Regions from separate parts of the Mus musculus genome. Here all the other regions are linked to region 3. Evidence: chromatin loops called from intact Hi-C (ENCODE). Cell type or tissue: heart. All regions are shown on one strand.

The links. Peaks named below come from ENCODE experiments on the same cell type or tissue, not always from the same donor. Only the 100,000 strongest peaks of a DNase experiment are listed, where the experiment ranks them.
Region 1: a loop joins it to region 3, with 2.0 times the contacts of the local background. A loop is called at or near these places in 2 of 42 quality-filtered maps.
Region 2: a loop joins it to region 3, with 2.2 times the contacts of the local background. A loop is called at or near these places in 3 of 42 quality-filtered maps.

Annotation. Positions count from the first base shown.
Region 1 is chr5:147,426,963-147,434,962 of GRCm38, forward strand. It overlaps Pan3 (PAN3 poly(A) specific ribonuclease subunit), which reads left to right and starts at 3,194. Exons shown (of 19, transcript NM_028291.5): 1 at 3,194-4,047. The coding sequence starts at 3,618. In heart, no CTCF peak of the experiment used is centred here; DNase peaks (open chromatin) are centred at 3,189, 3,909 and 4,319; H3K4me3 peaks cover 3,279 bases; H3K27ac peaks cover 2,460 bases.
Region 2 is chr5:147,669,012-147,677,011 of GRCm38, forward strand. It overlaps Flt1 (FMS-like tyrosine kinase 1), which reads right to left. Exons shown (of 30, transcript NM_010228.4): 8 at 7,310-7,427; 9 at 4,522-4,691; 10 at 3,553-3,712. Among named protein-coding and RNA genes, the nearest start is that of Gm35383, 13 kb to the left of the region's middle. In heart, no CTCF peak of the experiment used is centred here; a DNase peak (open chromatin) is centred at 3,160; H3K27ac peaks cover 402 bases.
Region 3 is chr5:147,719,089-147,727,088 of GRCm38, forward strand. It overlaps Flt1 (FMS-like tyrosine kinase 1), which reads right to left and starts at 6,923. Exons shown (of 30, transcript NM_010228.4): 1 at 6,583-6,923. The coding sequence starts at 6,646. In heart, a CTCF peak has its summit at 3,905 (motif pointing right); DNase peaks (open chromatin) are centred at 2,563, 6,083 and 7,033; H3K4me3 peaks cover 4,181 bases; H3K27ac peaks cover 1,991 bases; H3K27me3 peaks cover 5,388 bases.

The DNA of each region.
Region 1 (8,000 bases), 290 kb before region 3:
ATATCTATGTACTTTTATCACCTTAATAAAACTATGGCTAATGTTTGGAAGCAATTACTCTGATCCTTATTCTATTTTTTCAAAACATTACATATAAAGCAAATATAATGTTGTATCATGTAATATTAACAGAGCATCATAAATGCAAGTTTTCATGGCTATTTTTTTAGCTGCATAATATTCCAAGTTGACACTCCACTACTGATTTCATTATTCTTTGCATTTATAGTCTGGGTTACTTGCAACTTTCTTTGTTGGCTTTCTTGAGTAATACTGCAATGACCACACTATAATATACAACTTAGGAGAGCTACCTTCTTAGTGTGTATCTGTTTAAGGACAACAGTGGTATTTTAAGCTGTTAATTTTCCAAGATAAGGAAATTATAGCCAATTTACTTTCAGGGTGTATGTGTTTGTGGGTGGGGGGAGTATGCCATCGGTGATGTTAAAGTACTCCCGTTCCTCCAACTGAATTCTGATTCATGAGTGAAGGAGAGAGTATTTGGATATGTATCATTCTCGACACCCTTTGCATACTTAAGGACCCCCAGGGGTAACTGTGTAACATTTGATTGTGATTAATCTGACACTACCAAAGCTGCCCAAGTATCTCAGTCTACTTTTCTCTAATTTGTTCAGGATAGTTTAATATAATTTTGTTAAATGTAGTACTGATGACAAACTTTAATACTGCTTCTTCTAATGACTACCTGTGAACTTCTGAGGCTCAGTCTTACACATCTTAATTTTATATCTATATACTTTTTTTTTATGAATGTATGTGCATGTGTGTACAGGGTACACCTGAAAGTCTGAGGACAAATTCAAGTGTCATCCTTGGAAAGGCTGTCCACTTTTTCTGAGATGAGGTCTCTCCCTGGCCTCCAGCTACTACCAATTAGGCTAGATCGGCTGGCCAGCTAGCACAGCGGGCTCTTCTGTCTCTGCTTTCTCAGCGTTGGTGTTATATGCACACCACTATGCCTAGCAATTTTTACTTGGATTCTGGGGACTGGAACTCAGTTCTTCCAATCGCAAGGCAAGTGTTTTCCTGACTGAACCATCCTCAGGCCAGGTCTTGTTATGTCAGAGCCTAGCATAGCTCTTGCTTGGTATGTAATCATCATTGATTCTCATTTAAGGTTAGTTTGAACAATATGTTGAATGTAGCTTAAATTTATCAAGCCCTGAAACACCACCTTCCATGGCAAGTCTTTAAGACATGCACGTTTATTTAACACCAATGAAGCATCCAATACAAACAGCACACACGACTCACTAGGTACGCCCTGGATTGGAATGAATAAACTTTGGGCAATTTCAGGCCTTCCCCTGCTCAGGGACAATTTGCCTTTCTTTTATTGCTTCTCGGCGTTCTTATGGGGATCCCTTTTCTTTTCTTTTTTTTTTTTTTTAAAGATTTATTTTTATTTATTATATGTAAGTACACTATAGCTGTCTTCAGACACTCCAGAAGAGGGCGTCAGATCTTGTTACAGATGGTTGTGAGCCACCATGTGGTTGCTGGGATTTGAACTCTGGACCTTCGGAAGAGCAGTCGGGTGCTCTTACCCACTGAGCCATCTCACCAGCCCGGGGATCCCTTTTCTTCTTAAAGGAAATGTGAATGTTGCTACTTAGCATTTTGGAACCTTGTGATAGTTTCTAATTGCCTTCAAGAAAAAGTCCAATCCCTTAATACTGCCTGAAAAGCACTTCTGCGAACTCTGCTCAGCTGTGTGATATCATTACACTACTAAAACCCTACCCCCATTCACCTGGAGACCTCCTTCACAAGCTGTTAGCTTCGGCTAGAATGCTCTTTCTCTACACACCTAGCAGCAATAAAAAGCAAGTGCTAGATTGAATTCTTCCCAAACACGGGACATTTTTATGAACCACTTCGCTCATTATGAAGTGGATACTTACTTAATCTCAAATGTACAAAGGAGACACAGAGAAGCAAGCAGGTTCCAAAGGCAGGTCTGAATTCAAGGATGCTGTAAACACTCTCCCCACTCCCCAACAGTTCTCAGTAGGAGTTCAACTCTTTAAATCCCCTCTAACAGCTGATGTTAACACTAGACACTAATTCACATCTTATGCCTCATTAGCCGGAGGATAAATAAGCCCTCTGAATTCAGGTCCGACTGCATCTGGTTAACTTTTGCATCCCCAGCTCCTTGGGAACATGTAATTAACATTAACAAATACCTGTTGGATATTTAAATGAGTGAACACTGCGTCCACGCAGAGATAGCAGCTTAGAATTTCCCTGGGCAGCATCACTAGGCTTACCAGATTGGGATCTATATAGCATGCATCTCAACCTCACCCTTTTGGCAGTGTGAAACTTTATATATTCTTTTGTGACTTCGTCAGGCTGCCACGATTCCTTAAATGCTGCCCACACCCGTCCTTTTCATAACAGGGATTTGTCTTTTGAGAAAATCTTTTAGAGAAGATTTCTAAAACCCTAATATCAATTTTTCACTTCACTGCGGTTCAATTGTCTTCACGCCTCTCCCCTTTAAAAAAAGGTGGTGGTGGGGGGAGCAAATTGGAAATCAATGAGGGGAAAACTTTTTTTTAAAAAGTGAATTTCGAATGCAGAGTAGGAAAACATTCCAGCACATTTGGAATTGGGTCTTCCCGTGCTGCCAAGGTAGCACTGTCCCAGGTGGCACCTTTGAGAGAAAAAAATCCCGAGGGCCATCAAAGCGGAGGAAACAGGTGCTGCTCTAAGCAGGGGTTTGGTGGCATCCAGGGTTCTGGCTCCATCTTTTGACAAAGAGCCCAGAAGCTAAGGCTATCTGGCCAGTAGTCCATCACCTTCGAGGGGGAGGATTTAAAAAAAAAAAACAAAAAAAAAAAAACAAAGGCTAGAGGGGTGGCGGAGCACAGGGAAAGGGAGAGGAAACGTGACAAACGGAAGCAAACTCTCCTCTCCGGGGAGCGAGGTTGGGCTGCGTCCCCTTCCAAGGACCTGAGACGGACTGTCATTTTGTGTTTTCCCCTCCAAGCGGACTACCACCGGGTCTCGTGAGAGCCTCGGCGCCGCCGCCGTGGGGAAGGCCTCCCTCCGAGGGCTCGGGCTGAAGCAACCGCCTCCGGTCAGCTCGCGGACGCCCCGTGGGGGCCACGCCTGCGGTCCCCCACCCCCGGGCCAGGCCTCCTACCCACAAGGCCCCGCGCCACTCGCGCAGGCGCAGAGGCGGCGAGCGTCTCAGGAAGAGGAAAATGGCATAAACAAGTCGGGAGGACCCGGAGCGCGAGCCGACGAGCGAGCGGAGGGCAAGAGTTTAAAAACAAACCGGCGGCTCCCTCCCGCCGTGCCTTTGCCCCACAGCTTCCGGTCGCCGCCGCCTCAGGGTCGTTTCTCCCCGCAGCCCCGGCCGCGCGCCCACCGCGGCGTCCCGCGCGGCCCCTTTAAGGACAGCGGAGAGGGAGAGGGAGAATCCCTGCTCGCCGCCCGCCCGCCCTTCCCCCTCCCCGGGCGGCTCCGGCTCCCTCAGCGGGGCCCAACCCGCCCGCCCGGCTTCCATCCGGCTCCGGCGGCGGCTCCTTCCCGCCCTCGTCTATGGTGGCGGCGGGGGACGCGGCTGCGGCGTGGCCATGAACAGTGGCGGCGGCGGTGGCCTCCCGCCGCCCTCGGCCGCTGCCTCGCCGTCGTCGTCCTCGCTGGCGGCGGCCGTGGCGGTGGCGGTGGCGGCCTCGTCGGGCGTCGGGGGCGTCCCCGGCGGGCCGGCGGCGGCGGCGGGCGTGAAGCTCAAGTACTGCCGCTACTACGCCAAGGACAAGACGTGCTTCTACGGCGAGGAGTGTCAGTTCCTGCACGAGGACCCAGCCGCCGGCGCGGCCCCGGGGCTTGGCCTCCATAGCAACAGCGTCCCGCTGGCGCTAGCGGCCGCGGCCGGGGCCGCCTTTCCTCCGGGAGCGCTCCCGGGCGGGGGAGCGGGGCCGCCCGCGGGGCCCAAGAAGCCGGAGCTGGGCGTCCCGGGGGCGGCGACCGCGGGCGGCGGACTCGATGGCCCGCGGGTGGCGAGTAAGTGAGGCCCGGGCGGGGTGGTGCGGTGCGGGGTTGGTGCGGTCCGGGCGCGGGGAGGAGGCCTGAGCCTGCCCGCTTCCCCTCACCTCCGGGCCGCAGGAGAGGCCTAGGCCCTGCGCAGCCCTCCTTCCTTCTTCCTGTTTCCTCTCTGGGCTCCGCCGCTCGGGGCAAACCCCGGAGCTAGGGGAGGCGGGTTCCCGGGAGCGTGGGTGGACGGACGGTCGTGGTGTAATTGGGGTGGGGTGGGGGGCGCTGGGAGTGGGGTGCGGGGAGCAGGGGGGATGGGCTGCGGAGTGGAAGCAAGGGGGTGTCGCTTCCGGGTTTGTGTGTGTGTGTGTGTGTGTGTGTGTGCGCGCGCGCGCGCGTGTGCGTGGAAAGGGGCTGGGTCTGCGAGCACATGTGTCGGTGCGTGCTCGCGTGGAGCGCGGGCTGCCGAAAGTTGCCGGCTGGGAACTCCTTCTAAAGGATGTCCGGGGCCAGGGGTGGGGGTGCGGGGAGGAGAGGTGTATGAAGATCAGCTTTATTCATTTATTTATTTTTAAGTAAGCACAGGTTTAATAGAGAGCTTAGGTTAGGAATTTCCCAAGACTTGCGCTCAGGCAGGTTTCTGGAAAGCCAGAGTAAGTGAACTGGGCGTCTGCAGGGATCTTGTCTTTCCCATGGCGTTATACCGAGTGAACTTGCTCAGCACTGGGCCTCAAGAGCGTCTCGCACCCCGAAGGCTTTCGTGAGAAGAATTTAGGGCTGTGTACGTTATAGCTGTTAAGTTAAGTGGAGTTTGCTGTTACTGTAAATGCTTTGAACATTAGAATTAGATGCTTGATTTCCTCTAGTTTTAGATCTTGTGATAACTTGATAGTCAAGTTAACTTGAACTTCAGAACAATCTGTCTTTAACACAAACAACCTGATAAAGTGGTTTACTACTTACTGGGATAATTTATTTTTAACAGCCCCCCCCCTTTCTTTTTTTTCTTTTTTTTTTTTTTTTTTTTTTTTTTTTGGTCTCTTGTTTACCGAAGCTTAAATGGTAATAAATTTAGATGCTTTGTAAAGAAGTTAATTTCCTGGTGGGATGTAGCCGTTAATTTTTTAAAAATTACGTGTGTGTGTGTGTGTATGTATGTATGTATGTGTGTGTGTGTGTCATTGTCAGTGTGCTCTCACATAGCATGAATGTAGAAAGGTAAGAGGACAGACAGTTTAGGGGAGTCATTGCCCTCCTACAGCATGGGTCCTAAAGCTGGAACTCAGGTGGTCAGCCTTGGCAGTAGGCACTTTAACTACTAAGGCTTAACAAGCAAGCGTTGTCTTTGCCCCCTTCCTCCTCTTCTGTTTCTTTTTTCAGACAGGGTTTCTCTCTGTGGCCCACACTTGTCTGATCCCCCTGCCTCAGCCTCATGAGCTGGGAGTATAGGTTTGCCATCATGCCCAGTGGAGCTTTTGTTTAAGGTAAATTGTATGAAATGAAGTTGTGCCTCTGGTTCATTTAAGGATAATGTTTGATTGGTAAGGAATGAAAAAAACAGTATCTGTCCTAAGTTGGCTTTTTGTTGCTGCTTTAAAACACCATAACCAAAAGCAGCTTGGGGAGGAGGGAAGGTTTATTATGCATTAGAGTCAGTTATTGAGGGAGCCACACACAAGCTCAAGGTATGAACCTGGAGGCAGCAACTGAAGCAGAGACCAAGGAAGGAGGCTGCATACTGTCACTCTGGCTTGCTCAGCTACATTTCTTAAGCCTAGGCCCACTGCTGTTAATGGACTGGGTCCTCCTCCATCAGTAGACAGTCAAGAAAATGCCTTACAGAAATGTCCACAGACCAGTTTATTAGAGGGAAGTCTTCCTTGCCTAGGTGAGTGGTTTGTGTCAAGTTGACAAAAATTAACCAGCATAGTGACTGCCTTCCAAACTAGGACACCTAAAAGTGCTGGTCCTTAACGTGTGATCTTTCTAAGGTCGCAGTTGGACACAAGAACTGGGAAGGTCGGATAGAACTAAGTGAAGGAAGGAGCTGAAGGAATGGCACATGTGTACATGTGTGCCAGGTGTGGGATGCTCCTGCACATGTGTACATGTGTGCCGAGTGTGGGATGCTGCTGCACATGTGAACATGTGTGCCGGGTGTGTAATGCTGCTGCATGTGTGTACATGTGTGCCAGGTGTGTGATGCTGCTACACGTGTGTACATGTGTGCCGGGTGTGTGAGGACAGTGTACTTGTGTCCATGTTTATCTGGTATATTTAGGTGGAGTAAACCCTAGGGGTTCCTCTCAGGAGGGTGCGCTCCTTATCTGAGCAACAGAAAGCAACTGAGATAGAATCTTTAGACTATAGGTGGTTAATGCTAGGGACATTTAAATACTGTCATTTTAATAGCTGATTAAATAGCTGGGATCAGGTGGTTCTTTTTCTGGTTTGTTTTTTTTTTTTGAGACAGAATCTTAATATGTATCATTGACTGTCCTGCAACTCAGATATCTGCCTGCCTCTGCCTCCCCAGTGCTGGGAATAAAGGCATGTGTCACTTTGTCTGGCCTTGTGACATTTCTTTAACATAATAGTCCACCATCCTCCTTTTCTCATTGACCTTTCCACTGTGCTAGGCTTCAGTTAATGGCTGTTCTGTATTTGTACACTTAGTTATTCAATCTGTTCTCAAATAGCCTCTTAAGATAGCCTTCACCAGCCGGGCGTGGTGGTGGCGGCGCACACCTTTAATTCCAGCACTCAGGGGGCAGAGGCAGGTGGATTTCTGAGTTCGAGGCCAGCCTGGTCTACAAAGTGAATTCCAGGACAGCCAGGGCTATACAGAGAAACCCTGTCTCGGGAAAAAAAAAAAAAAAAAAAAAAAAAAGATAGCCTTCACCAACTAATTAAGTGTACAAGGAAATTAAAATAGATGACACATTCCAAATATTGCCATTTAGAAACATCTGGATTGTGTTAGTTGATGTGCTATTAGAGCATTCTTCAAGTGAATCTTTAATAATAATGTAACTGGGCAGGAGATCATAGTGGAACTGCTACTTGATAGATTTTTATGTTCCCCCATCTGGCCTCTGTGGAATTGTATATTCATGTGTATATATTTTTAAGCTTTTAATTGAAGTTCCTGTTTAAACATAGTCCAGTTTTGTGTTGCTATAACCGAAAAACACAGATTGAACAATTTAATAAAAAAACAAACAAACAGGAATTTCAGGGTCTGGCAAGATGGCTTTGAAGGTAAAGGCATTTGTCAAACTAAAACTTGAGTTCAATCCTCAGGACCCACACGGTAGTAGGAAAGAACCAACTCCTGTAAGTCCTCTGATCGCAGACTAACTGTATTGCCACTCGTCCCCAATAAGTACGTATGTATCTAAAAAGGGAAGGAAGGAAGGAAGAATTGCAGCCCTGTATCCCAGCACTTGGTAGATGGAGGCAGGAGGGTCAGAAAGTTCAGGGTCATCCTTTGTCACATAAGAGTTAGGGGCTTGCTGGGCTACAGGAAACCACAAGGAAAGGAAGCATATCTCTGTTTTGGAGGTTGAAAAGTCCAACATGAAGGTACTGGCCTGTGTGGAGAGGTATCCTCCTCAGCAGGCTGTCCTGGGACTCTTCTCTGTAGACAGATCCATCAGCCTCTGCCTCCTGAATGCTGGGGTGCATCACCACATCCTGCAGAGCCACCTTTTACTAGGCCACCCCTTCACCTGTTACACCAGGGATTTAGTTTCTAACTCATGGACTTTGGGGATGGGGGTCATATTCAAATGGAAGCATTTGACTTCTGAACTCTCAAATGCTCTCCTCACTATGCCCACCCAGTGCATTCCTTCCATCTCAGTCGTCACAGGACTGTTAACTTCTTCCATTATCAGCTTAAGCATGCATGCAAAGTCCAGAGCTGCATCTGAGGCAGGTACGGGTGAATGATGAATTCTGAGGCACGGTCCTCTACCCCA
Region 2 (8,000 bases), 50 kb before region 3:
AAGTGAATTCAATTGGGTATGGGCTATGGGCGAGGCAGCTGGTTCACCAGCTTGCTCTGCCCCGCCCAAGCCTTATCCTCCTTACAGGGCTGGGCAGAGCTACTTCCTGCCGGGTGGGAAAGGATGAGCAGCGTGGTCAGTGCCTAGGGAGTCGCATCATGCTTCCCGCCCACCTCTCTGCCCTTCCTTTTACTTTTATTTTAGTCTTCTTAGTTCCTTTTTTTTTCTTCCTCTGACTTGCTTGTATCCGCTCAGACTTAATAGATTTCTATTTTTATAGCAAAGTGAACTTGCATTCGACTTCCCATCATCCCTATCCAATACTTTTCAGAAATGGTCATTATCGTTTCCCATGTTGTGAAATTCGTTCCGATGTAGGCAAAAACATTTCCCTCCATGTTCCTCAGAATGGACTTAGTATGGGTCTCCGAGAAATGCGGTCCTCCAAATGCTAGTAAAAGCCCAGTCTCAGATTTCTCTGTCACCGTGGGCTCTCCCCAGACATGTTACCTCTGCCTGTGAAGTATGTTTAATTATCTTTATTTACATTAACAGATGATGTGTAGAGGGTCTCCAACATGTAATACTCCTGCGGAAGCTGCCTAGGGTGATGCTAAGCTACCACAAAAGAGGGTCAGCAAATAACTAGATGTCTCTATTGATGGTTAAAAATCAAGACAAATAGTCCTCAAACCCCACTTCACTCAGGGCTGACAATTTAATTCTATTACAGTCACCAGAAATTCTCTCCTTCTCTGAACACCTTACCATCCAAATGTCGGATAGGGAAATGGGCGATCTTCTGTTATTTCCTCTTGATCATTAGTTATAGAAACTTACATAATATCCTCACTTTATTCTTAGTGTTGTTCTTAAAATTGATGCCTATAGCCTATAAACCACCAATGTAATGTGGTGCTGTGATACTTCCACACTCGTACACATTGTATCATGTTTAAACATAGCCATCTCTTCAAACATTTCTCATCTATTTGTGTCACTAATGCTGAGTATCCTTTCATCGGTCTTCTTGCATTATAGAACATGTGGCTGTTATTTATAGCTATGCTACTGTGTAATAGGCCACCAGGACATATTACAAATGCTTTATAAGAATGAATTACAGGGGAAACAAAAACCACAGTATTACTCAGTTGAAACAAAGTTCATTTGTATCAACTATTTTATCAATTTTTTTTATTTGTTTGTTTTGTTTTTCGAGACAGGGATTCTCTGTATAGCCCTGGCTGTCCTGGAACTCACTTTGTAGACCAGGCTAGCCTCGAACTCAGAAATCTGCCTGCCTCTGCCTCCCAAGTGCTGGGATTAAAGGCGTGCGCCATATTTTAACTAAGAAATTTTAGGTCCATTGGAGTTCTGAAGTTTTAAAATATTTGTCAGATTCTAGGAAATGCTGAAATTCAAGTGGTCTGAATCTCTCTTTTTTTATTAACTTGTCTGTATTAAGTGGCTGGTCATGGAAATACAATTAATAATGTTGGGACACCAAAATAAACTAGGCCTTGAGCTGTAGATATTGAATTAGAGTCTCAGATTTAAGCACTAATAATTATTCTGCACATATATAACTATTACATATATGTATAATCATTCTGAAATATTAGGCATTTTTATAATTGAAGATCATGCATAGAGACTACCATGCAAATATGTAACTCAAAAATAAGCATAGCAGACACTTCCTGATTCAAGGAAGGAATCAAGGATAGTAGGCACTATCTATCTCACATGTCTAGCTTGTCAATTGTTAAAGTTAAAAATAAATAGTAAGATGACTTTAAAAGGATAATTCAAATAGTCAAGAAAGATTTAAGGCAATACTTCTGAGTCTTGCAATGTTTTTTTTTTTTTTTCTCAAAGGAGTAAGACATCTTTCCAGGACCTCCTGAACATCCTTCACAGAATGGGAGAAAGATCGCACACCGCAGAGATCAAAAAGAGAGGCGCTACACACGGCATCCACCTGGGCCCCCTCGTTTCATTTCATGAGCCTCATTCAACCCCAAACTCATACTACAGTGTCCTGACCTCAGAACTGAATTTTTTTCTAACATAGTTACTCTTAGAATTCAGTTAAGAGCAACATTGAAGCTTTAGGTTTGATAGTGTTAAAACAGAAATTTAAATATATGCATAAAAGTCTATGCTAGTTCATAAAAATGTAACTCTAAACTTGGATCCTGACTGACTAGTTTTTCACCAGTTCACTACAAATGCCTATATTTGAGGCAGATCCACCAAGCGTGGATGCTTAACTAAAACTAGCCAAATAATAAAAAATCACAGCGGTCCATTCTCTTGTATTCTCCATGAAATGTTCACAAGTCCTAAATATTTTGCAACTTCTATTTCTATTCTTAGAAAATGACTCTCAAATGAAAAATCGGACTTATGTGGAAATAGCTGCTTCTCATGAATTCCACCTCTCACCAGTAACTTTCCACTATCATTATACCGTGTCCTAAACAAGGGATTAGCACAGCGATGGAGAATCTCAACTACGGGAAGATCCAGGAAAACCAAATAGCCATCACAGAATTATCCCAGGCTTGCTTTTTAATCAAGCTAGTTTGGGAGTTTGTTTGCTTTAGTTTAATAGCAATCGTCCCTAGCATCCTCCAGGGAGAGCTAAAAGCAACACGGAGACGAGATGAGTATGGTAACCCTCGGGTACTTTCAGTGTTTTAGTCTCCCGGTTGTACTTGGCCATTCTATTCCTGTCCTTCTAATTCCCTCCCATGAATTATCACAGGTATCATCTCTCTAGACTAAACAACCGGAGACAAAACAAACAAGGATCAGTCGTGGGCAGGACGCAAGGAGAACGCCGGGCGCTTGACAGAGGGTAGGGTTGCATTCATTGTACAAGCTTATACCAAGCATCTGCTAAACGATTGCAGTTGGCTGATCCAGAGCCTAAGGAAGAAGACAGCTGGGCACATGGGCCAACACAACAAGGATGGTGCGTGATGACAGCTACCGCCTATACTGTGGAGGGAGAAGTGAGCTGGAATGAGGCAGACCAGAGGGTTCACAGGGAAGGTAACGTTAGGAGCTGAGCCTGGGGGTCTGATAAAAAAACCAACTTCTTAGGAGACAGACAATAGGTGGAAGCAAAATCCAGACAGATGGAAAAGCATGGGCTGAGCCCAAAATAGGAAACGGTAGCCATGTGTTACGAAGAACTTGGATTCCAGCCAAGGATGCGAAAACGAAGAGTAGAAAGACCAGGGTGACTGACGGAGGAGAAGAGCTCTTGGCAGGGCTACTCAACTGGGAAAGGGTGCACGAAAATTCTGAGTCACATAACAGCTCCCCGGTCCCGGGAAACCGTGGTTCTGTCCCATGTTCCTGTGATCTCATGAGCCAAGGGTAGGGTGTCTGTCTCCAATGAGAAGGAAGACCTACTGTCTGCAGGCTCGAACACAGGGAAAGCCTCTGCCCCAAATCCAATATACATCTGGTAACTTCCAGCCACTAAAGAATCTAGTTGGTCTTTGAAAAATCACTGAAGACATTAACTGTCCCTACCTTTCTTTGGAGTGATTGTGGTGACAGGGGTGCCAGAGCCACGTGATTGTTGGCCGAGGGATGCCATACACGGTGCAAGTGAGGACTTGTCTGCTGCCCAGCGGATAGAGAGGTGGGCTTGGAAGCGAGGACACGGACTTTTCGTAGATCTGAGGTTTCACTAGAGAGGAAGAGAAGCAGAGTGAGGTCAAGGGCAGAGCCGGGGGCTTCCTCCGGGAGCTCTCTGGAGAGACCAGTCACACTGGCTTTGGATGCCGCGGGTAGGGGAGCAAAAAATGGTCATATTACGTAGAAAAATGCCTATTGGTGAGACATAAAAGCCACCTTGCATACAAAAGATAAGAAAACATGAATAGTTGAGCCGTGGTGGCACACTCCATTAGTCCCAGCATTTGGGAGGCAGAGGCAGGCGGATCTCTGAATTCAAGGACAGCCTGGTCACAGCCAGGGCTACACACACACACACACACCACAGAGAAATTGTGAAGTGGTTATGACAGGGACAGAGTGTGGCGTTTTTTCCTCTGTTTTTCCGTGGTGCTAGGGATAGAACCAGTGTTTCCTACTTAGGGGGCAAGTGCTCTGCTACTGAACTCCATCCGAACCATTAGAAGCGGTTTAAGAATATAAACATGTATGTGGGGCTAAAGAGATGGCTTAGCAGTTAAGAGCACTGGCTGCTCTTGCAAGAGGATCTGGGTTTGATTCTCAGGCTGGCTCACAACCATCTGTCAGTTCCAGGGGAGTTGACATCCTTTTCTGACCTGCTCAGACACTAGGCATGCATGTGGCACACATACATACATACACCACACAGGCAAAACACTCATATAATAAAATAAAATAAACTCAAGAATCAATTTTTTTAAAAAAGTTTGTTTTCCTTGATAGTTTATACTGACTTTCGAACCAGAAAACGATCATTAACTTTGCCCTGGGGTCCAGATCTCACAGGAACATTAAACTTACCGTTTACAATGAGAGTGGCAGTGAGGTTTTTAAATAGCCTTGACTGCTTTATGCCCAGCAAGATCGTATAGTCCCCTGCATCCTCGGTTGTCACATCTTTGATAATTAATGAGTAGCCATGTACCAAATAGCGAGCAGACTTCAATGTTGCAGGCGAGCCATCTTTTAACCTGTAGTTAACAGCATGGTGTGTTAGTCCCTTCAGTAGCTGGGTGATGTCACTTTGACTGGCATGTGCCCTTTCTGTTTACAACCTCAAGTGGATTAGTTTTGAGTCTTTGGGTATCAGCACTGGTTTTTGTTTTGTTTTGTTTTGTTTTTTTAAAACAAAATCTTTGGGCACTAAGTACTGGGTAAAGGCAGGCGAGGGTTTTAGACTGGGTAACATTTCATCTTTATTCACAAAGAGGATGAACTAAGCTAAATGAAGAAAAGAAAGTGGTGGCTTATTGTCCCCTTAGGGGTGTTGGTGGCCATCGGGTCTTAAGAACTAACTCAGAGGTTCCAGTCTGACTTAGTCCACCGAGCTGTTTGTTAAGTGTTTTCCTTAAGCCTCCATGAGAAGAACAAGAACTCAGCTGGACGTGGTGGCGCATGTCTTTACTCCCAGCACTGGGGAGGCAGAGGCAGGCGGATCTCTGAGTTCAAGATCAGCCTGGTCTACAGAGTGAGGTCCAGGACAGCCAGGGCTATGCAGAGAAACCCTGTCTCGAAAAACAAAAACAAAACAAAGTAAAACAAAAAGAAGTTCAAGTATGAGAACGCTTGTAAGTCGGATCCACTAAATCTGATAAAAATAAAAATAGAGGCTCCTATTGTGGGCTCATGTGGAGTTCTTATTAATTACACAAATGGTCACACCAATTGTCCATAGAGAAACAATCAAAGGCACCAAGCAACAGGAGTTTTAAAATGTTTTGAAAGTAAAATCAATGCCTTGATGTTCTCTGTTTAGACGAGTCAGGTGGCTTGGCTCTGCCCTATCTGCAGGCTTCTAGAAGTTCTTAGGAGCCCTTTGAACTCAGATAGTCTATGAATTCATTTTATATTTTATTATTTTTATAATGTTTATTTCTATTTTATTTATTTGTTTGTTTACTTGTCTTTATTTATTGGAGTTTTTCAATGCAAAGTTTCTCTGTGTAGCCTTGGCTGTCTTAGAACTCACTCTGTAGGCCAGGCTGACCTCAAAGTCAGAAATCCACCTGCCTGTGCCTCTCAAGTGCTGGGATTAAAGGCATGCCCCACCACTGCCTAGCTATTTTATATATACATAAATATACATATTTATCTGTATCTGTATATATATGTATACATATACATATATGCTGAAGAGGGCATTGGGTGCCTTGAAGCCTAGTTACAGTTTGTTGCAAGCTCCATGTGGGTGCTGGGAAATGAATTCAGGCCCCCCTGTAAGAATAACCAGTGCTCCTAATGGCTGAGCCATCTCTCCAGCCACTGATTTAAATGTGCATTTCTTTCAATAGGCCCTGTCATTTGTAGGGAGTACACCCTGCTGTAGAAGGAGGCAGAAATGGTTCTTAGGCCTGTAGGCCTGGGGACACACTCTCTGGACCTCACTTCCAAGGCAGTCAAAATAGCTATGCAGTATTTTAATGACTACAAATATCATTTTAGTATTGTTCAGTTATGTCCTATCAACAAGACAGCATTTCAAAAGTGGATTATGTTATTCTATTTGTTCCTTGCTAGGTAGTCACTAAGGAAATCATGAATAGACGAAGGTTCTGTTCAGACAGGAGAGAGTGAGGGTGCTTTCTCTGGTCATAAAATTGTTACAAACTTTTCTATTAAATTTAATACTTTTTCATTTCTTAAATTATATTTTGTATGTGTTTCAAGACAACTATGAAGTCCAAATAACTTCTTAGATACTATGAAACAAAAATATCTGTTAATTTCCCACTACAGTACTATGAAGGTAGAGTATAGAGTTGCAATTTGTTCTTTAATTCCATAGTAAGTATTTGGGTTTGCTGCAAACAAACCCTGTAGGGCTGGGGGCCACAAGCTCTGGGGAGGATTTTCCAGAATGGTGGAGCTTCTGTGTCATATGGCTTATTTTCCTAATCAACTGTGAGTGGCTAAACCTTTTGTTTAAAATGGAGTGATTTAAGCCAAAGATAATGGCATTAAAAAGTAATTTAACAAAATGACTGCAGATTCTAAACAGATTGCATTGTTTCACAGTGGTATTATACTGGTTTGACTTTTTAAAGGAAAAAAAAAAACTGTGTAAGACATTTCTGAATATGCAAACTGCAAGCCAAAGAAAACCATAATTAATTCAAGTAGGTCCACTTGTCCACACCTACAAATGAACAAGTCCTGCCACTATTAATGTTTGTTGGAATTTTAAAACAAAGCTGGAACTTTCAACAAAGCCTCACAGAAAGGAATTATTTTTGGCCTCCTCGTTACAAGGGCCCACTTCTTCGGGGTTAATAGAGCATGCTACACATTCAAGATGCCTCTGAGTGGCCGCCCAACACATCTCACTCAGAGAGCGTTGACATCATAGGAAGGTTTTGAGAAGCAGGAATTTAGTATGTGTGAGCACGCAAGCCTCTCAACTCTTGCTTTACCTACCCCTGGGCACTGCTTCCTTGTCCATCCATCTCTCCCCAAGAGCCACTACCCAGAAACCAACATGGTGTGTACAATTTCTCTTAGTGTCTCTTTCAGGAGTGTCAGTCACTCAACTCCATCATCTTCCCGCTTATGAAAAGTGTCTTAAGTGACACTGAAATGATTGCAGTCCTACCATACGATTTCTGGGGAGGGGAAGGCCTTCACTTTCATGGACAGCCGATAGGACCGTCTTCCTGCTGTGGTTTCCTGCACCGGCTGCTTCCGATGTTTCACACTGATGAATCCTTTTTCTTTGAGAGAAGAAATGACAGCGTGTAAGGGAGGGATTCATTTCTGTGAACGTGAGCTCACCCCCTCACTAAGAGGAGATGCACGCGATCAACCACTGAGAACTGGTGGAGCCTGTCATCTAATCCAAGTGTTCATCAATAGATGATGCTTTCAGGCCAGCTAGCCCTAGAGACAGAAAGCGGTCACCTGCCAACCGGGAGCATCAAACTAAATCTGTCACAATAGCAAGGGACAGACGGTATTTCTAAATCTACCCGGCTGGTATAAGGAAGATGGAGAAAGGATCTGGGCTGTAAAGCCAAGCTGTGAGAACTCGAAGAACAGACAGCTCCGGCCTTTCACTTGTCCTTACAGAATTTACAACTTAGCATTAAGCAACCGTTTGGGGATCCCGTGATCATTAAACTGGGGGGTTAGAGGAGCATTAATTCCGAGTAATTTATCATACTTTTCTACATCAACTTCATGGGTGTAACCATCCACAAGCCTGAAGCAGGCTGAGCCAGACCTTGACTTTGTTGCCACTAAGGAGATCACCTAGGGTGGAGCCTGCCTCCCTGGATCACTCTATT
Region 3 (8,000 bases):
TGACCACAAATCCTTCACTAAATCCATATTTCTCCATTTTGAATGTGGCAATAAAAAGCACCTGGGGATTTTGCAAATGACCAGTTCTTATATACTGTGAGCGAGTGTGTGTGTGTGTTTGTGCGCCTGTGTGTGCGTGTGTGTGTGTATGTGTGCGCCTGTGTGTGCGTGTGTGTGTGTGTGTGTGCGTGCACGTGTGCCTGTGTGTGTGTGTGCGTGCGCCTGTGTGTTCGAGAATGCATGCATACATACACTTAAACTGTTGGCTATTAAGAAGAGTGCTGGAGTGTGTTGTGAGCATGTACAGGGTTGGGGTACAGTAAAGACAGGGACCAACTTGAGCTCAGATCAGAGATACAGATCTATTTTTTTAAAAATTCAGTGATAGAGGCTAGAGAGATGGTTCAGAGGTTAAGAGCACTAGCTGTTCTTCCAGAGGACCCAGGTTCAATTCCCAACACCTACCCAGTGGCTCACAACCCTCTGTAACTCCCATTTCAGGGTCTCTGACACTCTCACACAGACATACACACAGGTAAAACACCAGTGCACATGAAATAAAAGTAAATATCTAAATGTAATAAGCAAAGAAATAAGTTCAGAGATTGTAGTTTTATTTTCAGCTATTGACCGGTTCTTTCCTTACGTTTAAGGTTTTAATCTAAAAACTTGATGTGTGAGGCTGGAGAGATGGCTCAGTGGTCCAGAGCACTGGCTGCTCTTCCACAGGTCCTGAGTTCACCTGCCCCTGGGAGCACCCAGATGGTGGTTCCTGACCATCTGTAATGAGGTCTGATTCCCTTTTCTGGTGCGAGTGAAGACAGAACACTCATATACATTAAGTAAGTAAAAAAGTCTTTTTTAAAAAAATGGTGTGCTTGTGTCTGCATGCTAGCCCTGTGTGGGGATACTTTCAGAAGACTAGAAGAAAGAATTTGACCTTCAGGAGCCGAAAAGGTGCCCAACATGGGTACTGGAACTGAACTCTGGTCTCCGGGGGGAACAACTGCTCTCAGTCATTGTTGACTCAACTGAGTCATCTCTCTAGCCCTTAATTTTCTTTTAATTGTTAACTGAGAAAACCACATGCTTATGGAGTAAGGTGTGATGTCCCACACGCATACAGCTATTGGGAACAATCTCATTAAGTAATCCCAGAGGCCCCGCGGGCAGGCAAGAACACATGAACAAACAGGAATTAAATAAAGCATACCTTACTCTAAGAGGTGTCCTTGAGAGGGCTGTGTGGTGACCCTACTCACTTATCCTCCCCAGCAACATTTCTGAAGAACTTAGAAACAGGCTCTTCCCCAAAGAGGAAGGACACATACAGGCAGCTAACATACAAATGGTGCAGGTGACAGCAACCACAGGAGGCTGCATACTTGGGTCCCAGGACGGTGGCAGTGGCAAGGTGAAGCCCCCACTCTGTCTAGTGCTACCAGGAGGAGCTGCCCTGCTGCCCTGGGTTTCCCTGGTAGGGAGGGGGGAATTGAGAAGGGGGCCAATGATCTCAGAGGTGGCCCAGCCCTAAGAAGGAGGGGCAGAGTTGGCATAAGTGGAACAGAAGGTCGAGGGACCAAATGACAGATTAAACCAGCACAGAGAGTATTAAACCAAGGGCTCACAGAGGAAAATCTTATAAATATGTTCATGGGCTACTAAGCAGCTATACTTTCTAAGTTTGTTTGTTTTTGGATTTTTTGCTTTTTGTCTTTTTGTTGTGTTGTGTTTATAAGACAGGGTCTTTCTGTATAGGTCTGGCTGTCTTGGAACTCACTCTGTAAACCAGGCTGGCCTTGAACTCACAGAGATCAGCCTGCCTCTACCTTCCGAGTGCTGAGAGCAGAGATGTGTACCATGGGGCATGGAGGTTCTGAATGTAATGCCTTCTCCAATGAGCTTTAGTGGAAGAAATCTCATAGTTAAGGTGATGTTGGGAAGGCAGCTCGATGGGAGAGCCTTTGCTGAGCTACTGAAAGGTGCTAGATTTGATCCCCAGCACCACAAAATACTACTACTACTACTACTACTACTACTACTACTACTACTACTATAAAAGTGAGTAGATATCATGGTTCAGGAAAGATGGATGGAAGTGCTCAGTCAATGAATATCTGCATCTCCCTCCCCACTTTGTCCGCGTGGAGGAAATGCACAGATGCGGCAGAAATGTGGACTTCTGATTGACCTTCAGGGGGGATCATCCTGGGTCTGCCACTGGCCAACGCGGGGCCTGAGAAAATATCCCAAAACTGCTCTCTCCACTTTCAAACCTGAGCCCCCATGGAACTCTTACAACAAATGTGTGTGTGTGAGAGCCAAGATCGAGGAGTCTCCCTCCCAAGGAGCCTGGCATGGAAGACAGAGGCAGGAATCAGAAATGGTCTTCAAGCATCCAGGTTTGCAAAGGCAGATGGGAAATGCCCAGAAATTCTTGACATCCCCCCACACACACACACACATCCGGCCAGCAACAATGCAGGAAACCTCGCTCACTATCTTCAGCAGACGGAGTAGAACCATTTCCTTAATGAACACCCACACACACCCCCGACAGTGCTGCATGCTAAGTCTGAGGCTTCTCTCTCCAGTTCCCTCAAATACTCCATTCCTCCCATTTCCTTCCCTTCCTTCGGTCTGGAACAAAGTCCAGCCATTTAATCATCAGGGTGCAGCATCCCAGGAACCGCAGGATTCGGCCTCCACGGCAGTCCTGGAAAGTGTCTGGCAGGGGCCACATCTTTCCTCACGAGCCGCTCTGCTCTGTTAAGCTAAATCCAACACAATACGGTTTTGTTTTGTTTTGTTTTTAAATGCTTTCAGCTGCTCGTGGTATAATATATTTTTACTTAAAATAGAGCCCGCTGTGATCTTCAAATGTCCTCTTCCTCTCTACACACTATCAAGGACATTGAAAAATGGTTCTCAGCCTGCGATGACAGTATAGCACCTAGTGTGTGCCGCCAACCACACAGCACCTAGTGTGTGCTGAGCCAAACCCTGCTCACTAGTTCCCAGCTCCTCGAACTCCCTTTTTATCCCGAGGCTCACCTGCACACACAATCAAAACCCCTGCCTGTCCTGTTACTTTGTATTCTCTTAGCTTTACCGCAAAAGCCAGGGTAGAGATCAGCCACATAGTTTCCCTCCACAGAACCACTTTTCTGAAGGGAAGGGGGGCAAGTGTCACTATAAAGCCTTTTTCTTTTTTGGGGGGGGGGGAGCGGGGTATACATATCACTTCAAGTTCTATATTATACACATTCAAGGATTCAGAAATTGTCCCCATAGTTTCGGAGAGGAAAAAAAAGTAATGACTTGGTTGGTCTTTTAGAAGTCACAAAAAAATAGGTTTAATTATTAAATAAGAGGTTTACTAGCCTTGTTGTAATCTGGAACAGTTTTAGAACATAGCTGTTTAAAAAAAAAAGAAATTAAAAAGATTAATTTTTTAAAGAAAGAAATAAGGGGTGGGAGGTTAAAGAGACAGATGTCCTCAGTATAGGTAATGTGATTTAGCCTCTGTCATAGTTACACATTCTGCTAGGGAAAAAAAAAAAAAAAAAAAGACCCAAGATAGTGATGTAGTGGCTGAGGCATCTGGGACACATCCTCCATCAGACCACCCCTGCACCCCCTGCAATGCAAAAGGAAGCCCACTAAAGACTCAGTTAATTGGTTGGTCTAGTACATTCTACCAGAGAGAAAGATGAGGTGTGACCCCGATGGCAGCAGCAGCCTAGCTCATCAGCTAGGGTGTCAAAGGGCTTAGCACCCATTAACATGCAGAAGAATGGCAGGGAGCCGGGAAACCGGAAGGACCCCATCTGTTTGCTTTGTGGAATTCCTTCACTGAATGTTATAGTTGAAAAGGAGCCTTCGGAAGTCAACCATAGTTTTAGGCCAGGTGGTGGCAGCCCACACTTTTAATCCCAGCACTAAGAAGGCAGAGGCCAATCTGGTCTACAGAGTAAGTTCCAGGACAGCCCGGGGTACACAAAGAAACTCTTGCATAGAGAAAACAAACAAACAGACAAACAAAAAAACAAAATTTCTCCATTTTTAAAAGAAAAATGCCAATTGGGGATCATTTAAAAAGAAACTATATAGCCTATTAAAGACTTTTCAACCAGAAAAAAAAATGCTGCACTAATAATTTTTTTAATAGAAAGCCTAGTTCACAGTTTATCTGCAAGATGATTGATAAGTTGGAAAACAACATGGACCCACAAGGGTCCCAAATAATAACCATTTAAAATATGCAACTTTTGGAAAAGCACAACTGTGTAAGCCTTGGAGAAAAAAATTAGAAATCACTATGTAAAACTATATATTAAAAAATGCATTCTAACCAATTTGGGAATAGGTATTATTATTAATTATTATTTTTGAGAAAGGGATTCCCTGTGTGGTTCAGGCTGACTTTAATTGGCTCCATAGCCAATGTCCACTCTTGGTTAGAACTCACCACCCTTCTGCCTTAGGCCTTGAGTTCTCAGGATACAGACAGGGCACTCACACCTGGCTGCTACTATTTGCATAATTTTTATTTTAACTCAGAGTTACTATTGGGAATACAATACACACACCCCAAGCTCACAATTTAAGTATTTCTAATTAGTTCTACCAAACTCTAAATGTCAGCTGCTTAAAAGTAAGGGAGAACAGGAGAAGGAGAGAGGGAAGGAGGAAATGAGGGGGAAGGGAAAAGAGAGAGAGCGGCGCGTAAGACAGACAGACAGATAGACAGACAGACAGACAGAGCCGGACAGAGACAGAGACAGAGGGGATGAGAGAGATGAGCCAGCGCAAGAGAGCACACTGGTGTGGAGCTAATCAAGGGTGTGGACTTAAACGAGAGTGTGTTGTCTTAAGCCTTGAAGAGGAGACTGAACTTTTATAGAGACACTGGTCTCGATAGCTACAGAGAGGACCGGTAATTATGGTAGTTAGGGCGTTGGTAACTAATAAATATCGAGGCTAGAACACCTGATGGGGCTCAGCGCCTGGCTAGCGGCGCAAAGCGACTTTGTACACTTTCCCTGAACTGCTTCAATCTGCCTCCACTGTTCGAAAACACAGATAAAATTACGCTTAGCCAAAACCAACCACGCTTTAAAATTAAAAAGTAGAGACATGTGTCAAGCAGAAAATCCAATAAAACGCCTGTTCCCCCCACCCTGTAACTTAAGGGTTTGCAGTAATTTTTTAAGCTAGTTTTGTCTTTATATAATAAATCAGTATTTAAACTCTCTAAGCGGTTGCATTTCCGTATAAGCAGCTCTTCGAAAATATTTGTGAAATAGAAAATACAATAACTCGTTTAATATCATTATTTTAGAACCTAACCAGCCACGTCGGATTCTGGCTTTGCCATTTTAGTCCGTTTTAATTATAAACCCCTGTTCATTACTTTGAAACGAAGTACAGTCTTCCCATTTCAAAAGGCTTATTTTTACTGTCTTTTAAAACCTTGCTGCCTTTCTTTCTGGGGCCACTACTATTCTACCTGACTCTTTAGTCTCTATCTTCTTTCCCAACCACGCTGGTTTAAATAAAGACGCTCTGGTATGCGTCTCTGCGCAAAGGGACCTCCCGCCTGCAGACCTGGAGTTAGAGTTCCCGAGGTCCCTCCAGCTTTTTGACCCTTGGATGACGACGGTCTCCACATTAAATGCTCCTAAAATCTGCCGGCCCCTGATCGGTCGCCCCCCCCCCCCCGCCCCGCGCTTTTCATATCCTAGAGAACGCTGATTTAGGAGGTCGCAAACTTCACCTACTACTTAAACCACAGCTTTCAGTCTAAATTGTCAGGTGGTTTTGTTTTTTTGTTTTTTCTTCTAGATTCATAACCTAAAGGTAGGGCTTAAAATTCCAAAACTTGCTGCCGGGTCGCTTTGGGTCACTCACTCACTCCGAGGACCTGGACCGCACACCCGCCCCACACCGCGGAGGCCCCACCCGGGAGACGGCGCTCCGCGAACTGCTGGGAAGAAACCCTGCAGACTGTGCGTTCCCCAGCTTCCTCCGGACGGACCCAAGCGGGTACGGGAGTCAGAGCTGGCCCTTCTCTGGGCTCCATCTGCTCGCCGCGGGCACGGGACCCCTCCCAATTTCGTCCTCCTTTGCTCTGGTGGAGCGAGCTCATCGCTAACGACCCCACCTCTGTCCAGCCCCGGGCAGCCTCTCTGACATCTAGCTTGCTCCAACTAGCCCTTGAGGACTCTGCTGCAGCCTAGGAGCAGGCTCTGGATGCTGAAAGGTCCACCCGTGTGGTGATCTGCACTCCCAGAGTCTAAGGAGTGAGCGCCTACCCGGGAACCCGGTAGGGGACTAGCGGCTCCGGCTACACCCGGCAGGCACTCTGGCTCTGACCCCAGCGTGGAGCTAAGGAGAGTCTAAGCGGTGATGCCAACTTCCAGCGGCGCCCACTTGGGGGGTGGAGGGGAAGACGTGTGTCCCGAGGCGTACCCGCTGCTACAAGTGTCCCCGGCTCCCGCCGGAGCTCGCTTCCCCCGGACCACCCCGTGGCTGCCCATCCCCGCCGAACTCCAACTCATGGTCCCTGGCGCGCCTCACCTGTGAGAAGCAGACACCCGAGCAGCGCGTAAGGCAAGACCGCGGTGTCCCAGCAGCTGACCATGGTGAGCAAGACGCGGCCTGTTGGCCCGGTGCCCGCGCTCTCCGAGGCCGACGGCGCAGCCGCTCGAGCCGGTCCCCTCCTGCTTCTGCTTGGCGCCGCGAGAGCCCTTCTCCGCGCCTGCAGCCGAGGGGGGTGGTGTGGGGGGATCCTCGCCGTCCCGCGTCCGCTAGCCGCTGCGCTTGAGTCCCGGAGCCCGCTCCGAGCAGCAGCCACCACCACTAGCACTACCTCCCGGGAGTGTCCGCCACCGCGCTCCGAGCCTCTCAAGGACCTCGCTGAAGTGCAGCCGAGGGCGGGGGCGATTTATAACCTTTCCCCAGCCCACTTCCTACCCCGGCACCTCCTTCCAGTGACGTCAAGGGGTCCCCCACCCCTCATCCGCCTCCCCACCTACCCTCTTCTTCCTCCCGGAGGGGCGGGGGCCGGCGAGGGCGGGTAGCCCGGGGGCCAGAGCGCGCGTGCGGTGGCGCTAGGCGCGCGGGTCGCCGGACAGGTTCGCAGGTTCAGGGTCCTTGCTCTGTGCTCTGCTGCCCCAGCCCCTCCTGCCCATCGCTCTCAGGAAATCCTTACCCAGCTCCCTCCACCGAGCTTACTCAGCTCTGGTGACCGCCCGAAACTGAGGAGGGGACCGTCTAAGTGCACCGCCCTGCCCCCGGGGCGGGAAGTCTTATCCTAGGGAAGCTGGCCGCGCCTCCCGCGACGGTGTCCCTGGCACCGAGGAACGAGGCGCAGTCGAGCCCTCTCCCGAGCGGTCCCGCCGGTCCCTGACCCCGCCAGACTGTTGCCAGACAGCGAAGGAAGGCGCCAGAGACCCTCCGCTTAAGGCACTTGGACCCGGAGCGTCCGAGGGAACCGGACGCCTTGCCAGGCACCTTCGGAAAGAGCGCGGGGCCGCGCGGGTCCCAAGGGAGGGAGTCTGTGTCTTTTTCGGCTGCATTAATGCACCCGCCCAAGCCATTTCCTCAACCCTCTGCTTCCTAGAAGCAAAACAAGGAATAACATGTTACCTTAAAAAAAAAAAAAAAAAAAAAAAAAAAAGCCAAGGCGTGAGACACGCTCCTGCAACTTGTAAGGGCCAAGAACTTGAACTCTAGGTCTGAAACGCTGGATGGAAAACAAATCTTTTTGGTGGAAGCCGGCTAGCCAAGATGACTGACTCGAATGTTCTTGGAACAAAAAACGGGTGAAATTAACTTGAGACACTAGATCATTTACGATGACACTAATTCCACGTTGTTCCTCAATTATGCATCCATTAACTGGAAGGCTGAAGTCGTCCCGGCCTCCCCGGAGCAGCCCAGTCTTGTCCCTGTAAATACTGCAGGTTTGAAAAATAGCCTCAATAGAACCTGCC